Linked DNA regions of Homo sapiens: region 1 is linked to region 2. Evidence: chromatin contacts called from ENCODE Hi-C data. All regions are on one chromosome and are shown on one strand. The core of a region is the stretch at or near the end of the contact, and the rest is flanking DNA. Distances in the headings are between cores, read along the strand shown. Region 1 holds the start of BIVM (basic, immunoglobulin-like variable motif containing). Region 2 holds the start of LINC01232 (long intergenic non-protein coding RNA 1232).

Region 1 (4,357 bases), core at 1,546-4,045, 3.3 Mb after region 2:
ATAAATAAATAAATGTCAGAGAATTTCTCTGGGAAAATGGCATTGGAACAAAGACAAAAAAACAACCACCAGTGCGCTCCTTGTCTTTCGAGCTATCTCCCTTCCTGAAGTGATCTACCTAATTTCAATAACACTTATCAGTTACTTAAGTCATATATTTCCAATTAAGAAAGTATCATATATGAGCATGAACACAGCTTGATTATTCTTGCTAATGTATGTCTTCGCGGAGTAAATTCTCTACTAATATGTTCCTTGCTCTTTAGCAAATCAGAATTTCCGTTCAAATCTTGAATGTCTTTTTACCAGGACTCATAACTTAGCTTTCAAGTAGAAAGCCTTTATTTTTCTTCTTTCAGTAAAAAAAAAAAAAAAAATATATATATATATATATATATCATGCCAAGTTGTTTTTGTTGATGGAATAACATATATTATTTTATTCAAATACTGCTGTTATAAAATTATATTCCAAATTACCTTTTAAAATATATGGGGATTTGGCCACATGTTGCCCTTGGAATTTAATTTCCACCTTCAGATTTTTGTAGCTTGCATACATTCTGTATCTTACTATGAAGGACCCATCTTTTCGGTCTAAAACCTGGACTCCAACTCTAGTGAATTGCTCCTCTGGTGCTGAGACTTTCACCTGGAAGACCTTTTCGCCTGGAGAAGATGTGAATCTGTGATGAAAAGGCAATGGGGGAGATAAACAGATTTTAACGAACAAACACACAAAGGTTATGCTCTTCAGTCTGGAAACTTGATTATTCTCCTCCACATTCTTCCTCTAACATATGATTGCTTCTTCTTCTCTTATGCTTTTAGTACCAGAATGAATATGATGGATCAGAGATTTAAAAAAATGAGGATGACAATGGCCAAGATAACATGAAACAGTTTCATTAAACAGTCACAATGGAGTATGTTAAGACTATTAATCTATATAAGCACAGAACATACTCATGCATTCCATATGGAAAAATATTCTTACTAACTTATTTCATGCTATCACATCTGGATATTTGTGATCAAATGATGCTCCCAAAGATAATGATCTTATTTTGAAAAATCTCTGCCAATGAATCTTTACAATATCAGTATTATAAATCACGCTCAGGCCTGGCACTGTGGCCCATGCCTACTATCTCAACATCTTGGGAGGCCAAGGAGGGAAGACTGCTTGAGGCCAGGAGTTCGAGATCAGCCTGGGCAACAAGGTGAGATCCTGTCTCTACAAATAATAATAATAATAATAAAAAACAAATAGCCAGGCGAGGTGGCACACGCCTGTAGTCCCAACTACTAGGGAGGCTGAGGTGGGAGGATAGCTTCAGCCTGGGAGGTTGAGGGTACAGTGAGCTGTGATTGCACCACTGCACTCCAGACTAGGCTAGGAAGTGAAACCCTGTCTTAAAAAAAAAAAACTCACGCTCAGCCATGGGCAAAAGCAAAGTAGTAGGTAGTGTATCATCTTTTGCCAAATAACAAAATTTACAACCTGCCTTTTACTTGACAACCTTTTATTCCAGTATTTTTTTCTGTATGAAATACACACAGTCAGCATCCACCAATAATAGAGACAATCATTTCAGAAGTATAGGAATTATAAAAATAAGTTTTAAGTATGATGTTAAAGTATTAAATTCATTGGAACAAAATATTTGTTACAATCATATAGGAGATTAATACTTCGATACTTTCCTTCCGAACTCTGAAGTTTCAAATAGTACTTCATTTTTCTTTTTCAGTTTCAAAACATGCTTACCTGCAGATGTCTCCTTGAAAATTGAGGGCCGCACCAGAGAAAGATGAAGCCCATCAAGTCTCTAACAACTAGGTTTAAATCCCTTATAATAGCTTATGCGAAAAGTAGTTAGAAACAGTATTTCCAGCAAAGTGGAGGGACTTTGTCTTGCCCTGATAATGTGGGAATCTGAATCAAAATTGCTAGGAGATTATTTTATATGTTATATACAATACATTATATTGCATATATTATAATTCGGAACAATTTCTACAGCTACAGAGAAAAATGGGTAACCAAATATCCTGGAATATAAACTGCTGTGGAGAAACGAGTTCTTGGAAAGAAAAATCTTAAAGGGAGAAACAGATTTAACCGCCATCCAAAATAGGTAAGGAGCCGTTTCTCGACTTACTTATTCCCTGATGTATCCACTGCCTGAATATAGAAATAGCGGGCGGGAAGGACGACGTCTGCTTTTAGCCCGGGTCCCCATATTTCGCTCTTCTCCGGGCTCAGCTGCCTTTCTCCGCCGGTCTCGGCGAGTGCTGGAACTGTCGCCAGAAAGAAGCAATAAAGTAGCAAAGTGCCAAACATTTACAAGACGGACTCTCGAAATGATCCACCGATAAATGAAGAAGTGTAAGAGGTGGACAGAAGCAGCCGAGCCTTCGGCAGGGACCCGCCGGCCGATCGCAGCAGCCAACGCGACTGCAAAGGTTGCCGCCCGGCGTGCAGGGCAGGCGCGCGGGTCTCCGCGACCCCAGGACAATCAAAGCCCGTGCCCCGGCGCGCCCAGGTGAGGGTCCCCTGGCGTTCTGCTGTCCCGGCCGAGAACCGCGCTGCTCCTCTCTCTCAGGACAATGATGAACTTGAGTTGCTCCTGCCACTGGAGCATCATTTGGGAGCGAATCCGTCTCAGGTTCCAGCCAAGGTGTAGGGCGAGGGGATTGGCCCGTGCGTCGGGCCAGGCTCAGTAACGCCTTCTCCAAGTGGATGGCGGGGTGGACACGCGTCCCGGCGCCCCGGGCTCCCTGGGATATGTAGTTCGCGACAGGACGAGCGGAAATACTGCCAGGATTTTACCACCTCTCGCCCATTTATTTACTTCTCGGTCACCGCTTTCGGGGGACAGATAAACACCACAGATGCCCATCAAAGGGGCGCACGGGTCTGGAGGCGCAGCTCAGGTTTTTGCGTTGGTCACCCTGCCCTCCGCACGTGGAGAGGGCAGGCATAAAGCACCTTGAAAGGAAGGTGCTGTCAATGCTATCCGACGACCTGTCGCCGGGCACCGCAGCATCCTCGCTCGCTCCGATGGGACGAGGGACGCCGGCCCCAGGGTAACAGGAGGCGCCTCGCCGGCCGCGCGCTGGATGCTGTGATCCAGGTCCGGAGCCGGGTTCCGCCGCGGCCGCAGCGACCCGACCCCACCCGACAGGCCAGAGGTACCCCGGGGCGGGGGGCAGGGGCCGAGGTGGCGGCCGGCTGTGCGCTCTGAGCGCCTGGCCCTCCGCTGGGCACCTGGGCGCCGCCAGCCCGGCCTGCTGCCGCTCTACGCGCAGCCACCTGGGCATTCAAAATTTTTACTTAATTCGATACCGGCCTGGGCTGCCAGGGGTCATCGCCTCTCCGAGCCCCGTGGCGTCCAGATGGAGGCCACTGCATGGGTGCGCGCTCTCCCGGGAAGGAGTAGGGGGAAGAGCTGTGTCGCGGGGGGAAGAGAAGCGCCAGGGAAAGAAGGGCCTAGCCCTCTGGTGAACAAAGCTCGATTAGGAGGTGTCCATGTGGATACCGGTGACCCCTGTGCGGCCGTCGGTCTCCACGCCACGCTGGGCAGGGTCCGGGAACCAGCGCGCAGCGGCCGTCGCCTTCCCCTGCACGCCAGCACCCGGGTCTGGGCCGCCGCCAGGAGTCACGGGCTCACCGCCCTGGTCAGCTTGGCAGTCGGACCCGGAGCCGCCTCCTCTGCCTGCCTCCCTCTTGCCAGCTGCCCCGAAAACCCAGAAGAGCCGGTGGCTCCGAGCCAAGGCGGGCCTGGTTCGGCGCCAGGAAAGGGGGTTTCTTTCCTATTTTCTTTTGTGCAATTGTCATTATTAATGATACCGACTCGTTTACTCAAACAGTCGAATCGGAGCCCCAGCTCTTAGCCCGGATGCAGCAATTGCCCGTGGGCCCCCTTTAACACCAACAGCGTCCCCGGGGCCCGGGGCAAGCATGTTCGAGGCGGTCACCCCCGGGCCTCGGCGCGCTCCCCCTGGCGGAGAGCCTCGTCTTCCGGCCGGTGAGGGAAGGTAGAGGAGGGAGTAGGGGCGAGGAGGCCTCGGCGGCCCTTGGGCTCTGCGGGCTGGGGACTCGGGGTGCCCGCGACACGCGCGGAGGCGCGGGCTGGGTTGGCCACGGGCAGGGAGCGCAGCCGCGCTCCTTCCTCTCTGCCCGCGTCGCCTCCGCGCGCACTGGTTCTGCGCGGCGGGGCTTGGCCTGCGCGACTGTCTACTCCGTCCCGGCGGCCTCGGAGCCCGGCCGAGCGGCGAGCTTGTCAGAGGACGGTGGTGGAAACGCTCCCGGCCTCCCCAGGGGCGCGGGCTGGAGGCTGGCGCCAGGCGC
Region 2 (4,292 bases), core at 192-2,691:
CTGGGCGTGGTGGCTGGCACCTGTAATCCCAGTTACTTGGGAGGCTGAGGCACAAGAATCGCTTGAACCTGGAAGGCGGAGGTTGCAGTGAGCTGAGATCCTGCCACTGCACTCCAGCCTAGGCAACAGCGAGACTCTGTTGCATTTAAAAAAAAATTGTGGTAAAATATACATAATAGAAAACTTACCGTCTAACCATTTTTAAGTGTACACTTCTGTGACATTAGCATATTTGCATTGTTGTGCAGTCATCACCATTCATCCCAACTTTTTCACCAACCCATACTGAAACCGTATGCCATTAAACAGTAAATCCCCATCCCTCCTTCTGCAGACTCTCTCTACAACCACTGCTCTACTTTCTGTCTCTATGAATATGACAGCACCATAGTATTGGCGGTAAATCAGAGTTGGCAAATGCAATCTGAAGCAGAGGAGAGGAGAGAGTCATATCCCTCAAGTTTTACAGTCCCATTAAAAGTATTAGTACTTTGAGAAAAGGACCGTCACGATCATGGGGAGAATGAAGGAAAAACTCCATTTCTTTCCAGTTTGCAACTGGAATTGTCACTTTCGTCTTTCGGCACGACAGCGCCCAGGCCACAAAAGCCCACAGGGCAGGGCCTCCATTTTGTGGCCTGCGTGGAGGGCGGGGCGGTCTCTCTCCGCCACGCCCCAGCACCGGGTAGACACCGCAGCCACGTAACCAAGGAACCCCGAATGAGGCGTTGGCCAGGTGAGGCCGGATCCGGAAGTAGGGGGACCACTTCGCCCCGCGTACGAGCCCCGCCCCCGGCCCCTCCCACCAGACCCAGGCCGACCTAGATGACGTGTCCGAGTAGGAGTTGGCGAGGTGCGGCCGGGCGGCCGGCCCTGCGCATGCGTGATACTTGCACCGGTCGAGATGGTAGCATGAGTCTGGAGGTCATTTTCTTTGAGAAAGGCTCCGCTTCTCCGGGTTTTTGCTGATGCCGATCCCGGGGGATTGAGGAAACATTGAGCTCTGGAGTGGAAAAGGTTGCAGACTTTTAGACTCCCAAGTCGTTGTAGTCTCAATCTCTAGTGGCTGCGTTACTGCAGGAAGTCACGGAAGCCTCTCCCCTTTCTTAGGCGCATCCTTGGCTGTAAAAGGAGGTTAAAAGCCCCTGGAAAACCTCAGGTTTATTTCAGCTCTGAAAGTCCGGTTCCAAATTTAGATCCAGCACTCTTGTGGCCTGGCCAGTGATGGTCGTGGAGTGCTTTCCCCGCGCCTGCGGTCTCTAGGCTCTGTGGATGTAGAGGTGTGGGATGTAGGAGCAGGCCCTTACCCGTGGAATTCACATATAAATGGGGGAATGAGACAGCAAACAAACAAACGTGATCCTTCCTGATAGTGGTAAATGTGGGATGCCGAGGTTTAAGCAGACGAGTGGTATTAAGGGATTTCAAGGTTTTATAAAATTGATTTTGCCAAGAGTGGAAGCTGAGAGGCTACTGCAGTAAGAAGTCCAGGGGAACTAAGAATTTGGCTTGGACCAGAGTGGTAGCTGTGGGCATGGAAAGTACTGAAAGGATTTAGCCCATAGTTTAGCAGCCCAACCAACGGGACCTGCTGAAGGACTGGAGGTAGGTAGTGAGGAAATGAGAAATTTAGGTTCTTCTCCAGGGTTGGGGCCTGAAAAGAGATGGGCAGCGATGCCGTTTCCTGGAAAACTGGGAGAGGAAATGTTTGGGATGAGGGCAGTGAGATATAATGAAGGTCAAGTTTTTTTTTTGTTTTTTTTTTTTTTTTTTTGAGACGGAGTCGTGCTCAGTCGCCCAGGCTGGAGTGCAGTGGCGCGATCTCGGCTTACCGCAAGCTCCGCCTCCCGGGTTCACGCCATTCTCCTGCCTCAGCCTCCCAAGTAGCTGGGACTACAGGAGCCCGCCACCACGCTCGGCTAATTTTTTTGTATTTTTAGTAGAGACGGGGTTTCACCGTGTTAGCCAGGATGGTCTCGATCTTCTGACCTCGTGATCCGCCCATCTCGGCCTCCCAAAGTGCTGGGATTACAGGCGTGAGCCACCGCGCCGGCCGAAGGTCAAGTTTCAGTGGTGCTAGGAAAAGAAGATAGTGAGCAAAAATGTTAATTTTTGTTTCCTCCTCTTAATATTTGGAGAAAACGTCTGCTTCCTTTTGTTATATTGGAAATCTCCATGACTTCCAAATACAGAATATTTTACAATTTTTCCCTATCCCAAAGTTCAGCGAATATGTTGATTTATTTGAGGGAGAGGACATGAAAGGGAAGCCACCTAGGCACAATTTTCTGCTCAGGCCCTACCAGATTAGTTTTTGTTATCAAAAAAAAAAAAAAAAGTGCCATTCCTTGGGCCAAGCTATGTGCTCAGCACTTTCCCTCCATTTTTGATTTAATCTTCACAACAACCTTAAGATGAACGTTCTTTTCTACTTCCCAGTTCTCTTGATTAACTTGGCTACCCCACTATATGGATCAATTTGCAGGGTCCTAGGTCCCTTTGAAAATCTGATGAAAGTTATAAACCTTACCTGGGAAAAAAGTACAAACACCCGCAAGAACTTGAAATAGGAGTTCACTGGCCCTCAACTTTCTGAGCTTACTATTTCACAAACCTGCCTATTCTTGAATTCTGAGCTGGAGGTCATGATTCTCTCTTATGTACTTTAAGATGATGCACTCTTCCGAAGTTTTTGATTGAACTCTAGTGGCTAACTGAATTGACTTTTTCAGATCACTAAAAAGCTTCTCCTTGAAAAATACTCAGAAGATGCAACACACACACACACACACGTGTGTGCACTTACACACGCGGACACCGTCTCACATCATCAGTGGGAAAAGTGATAGAATCTTGCTAAAGGCTGATCATACCATATTAATCCGATTCGCCAGAACTACTTTCTTCACTGAGCTCTCAGGTATGCTCGGGTCTTCCTTTAAAGAAAATAAATGTCAACGCTACACTCTATCCTACTCCCATTTTCCTCCTCACCCCATTTCCACTCTCCCTTAAAGAGATGTGTGCACACAATCACTGCCCAATGCAAGAATGCACCACTGCATCCAATGCTTGGAAATTGTCCGTGAAGATGCCTTTGAGTAGCTGTCTATTTGAGGATTTGTGGCTAATTCCTCCCCATTTGTTTCCTTAGCCTGCTCCCAACCAGGTGTCTCCAGAACTTTTTCTCTCCGCCACCAACTCCGCCTCCAGACAGACCGCAGGTGCTTTCTGTCATAGGGACTGGCGTGCCGCGGACAGTGTGACAAAGAAACTGTATGATGGATATGAGAACTTCGTAAGACCCAGCAGCAAACGGGGAGCGGCTGGCGAGCGCTCCACAGCCCCCAAGCGTGGGAGCTCTAGATCGGAATTTGTAATTTGGAATTGGAACGTGAGCGCCGGAACAGCTCTCCCAGCAACCACCTCTCCCAGCAACCACCTCAGCTGGCGCGCGGAAAACCCGGAAAGTGGATTTCGCCCCCGCTCCCTCCCGGAAACTCCTCCTGGTGCCTGCGACCGTTCTCACTGAGCATGTGCAGACGGCGGTGCGCATGCTCTGTTGCGGTCCGCTTCGGTTTCTGTTGCGGGACCCGGGGTGTCTCCTAGCGCAACCGGAACTAGCCTTCTGGGGGCCGGCTTCCTTTATCTCTGGCGGCCTTGTAGTCGTCTCCGAGACTCCCCACCCCTCCTTCCCTCTTGACCCCCTAGGTTTGATTGCCCTTTCCCCGAAACAACTATCATGAGCGCGAGGCTGCCGGTGTTGTCTCCACCTCGGTGGCCGCGGCTGTTGCTGCTGTCGCTGCTCCTGCTGGGGGCGGTTCCTGGCCCGCGCCGGAGCGGCGCTTTCTACCTGCCCGGCCTGGCGCCCGTCAACTTCTGCGACGAAGAAAAAAAGAGCGACGAGTGCAAGGTGGGTGAGGCCTGACGAGCCCTCTGATGCACTGTTGGAAGGGGAAGTCGTCCCTATCCGGGGGAGCTGATCCTCGGGTGGGAGCGAGGGAAGGGGGCGTAGCAGCGGGTGGGGTTGAGTTTCCCCAGAAGCTTTTGGGGTCTGCTGGGCTGTGGGTGGGGGGCTCTGAAACAGCCCTTGCAAGGGTAGTTTCTGGAGGACGCAGTGGGCCTCAGACTCGCCTCCCGTCTTGCGGGCCAAGTGGCACGAGCAGCTGTATTCAGTTTTCCTGGAACAGGGACCGTGTGGAGCGCCCTTGGAGTTGGGCTTCACGCCTCAGAGCTTTGGAGTTGGATGTATGCAGGTCCACGCGTGAGTGTTCGCTCACAGCCCTGTAACA

The links. Hi-C counts contacts between places; a loop is a spot of excess contacts on that map. Pooled maps may share reads with other maps.
Region 1: a pooled map shows a loop between it and region 2 (5-fold over the local background). The contact joins the promoter of BIVM here to the promoter of LINC01232 in region 2. A Hi-C loop is called at or near these places in 1 of 168 maps with a recorded cell type or tissue (CD4-positive, alpha-beta T cell), 1 of 37 single-sample maps with no recorded cell type and 5 of 50 pooled maps.

Annotation. Positions count from the first base shown.
Region 1 is chr13:102,796,324-102,800,680 of GRCh38, forward strand. It overlaps BIVM (basic, immunoglobulin-like variable motif containing), which reads left to right and starts at 2,796. Exons shown (of 11, transcript NM_017693.4): 1 at 2,796-3,198. It overlaps POGLUT2 (protein O-glucosyltransferase 2), which reads right to left and starts at 2,653. Exons shown (of 10, transcript NM_024089.3): 1 at 2,166-2,653; 2 at 481-686. The coding sequence starts at 2,347. RefSeq lists an enhancer at 2,803-3,022 and silencers at 3,083-3,352, 3,913-3,962, 3,993-4,357.
Region 2 is chr13:99,497,865-99,502,156 of GRCh38, forward strand. LINC01232 (long intergenic non-protein coding RNA 1232) reads right to left here and starts at 1,442. Exons shown (of 5, transcript NR_110731.1): 1 at 822-1,442. LINC00449 (long intergenic non-protein coding RNA 449) reads right to left here and starts at 3,199. Exons shown (of 2, transcript NR_133664.1): 1 at 2,531-3,199; 2 at 1,859-2,076. TM9SF2 (transmembrane 9 superfamily member 2) reads left to right here and starts at 3,608. Exons shown (of 17, transcript NM_004800.3): 1 at 3,608-3,913. The coding sequence starts at 3,743. RefSeq lists enhancers at 696-905, 916-1,035, 3,314-3,493, 3,400-3,988.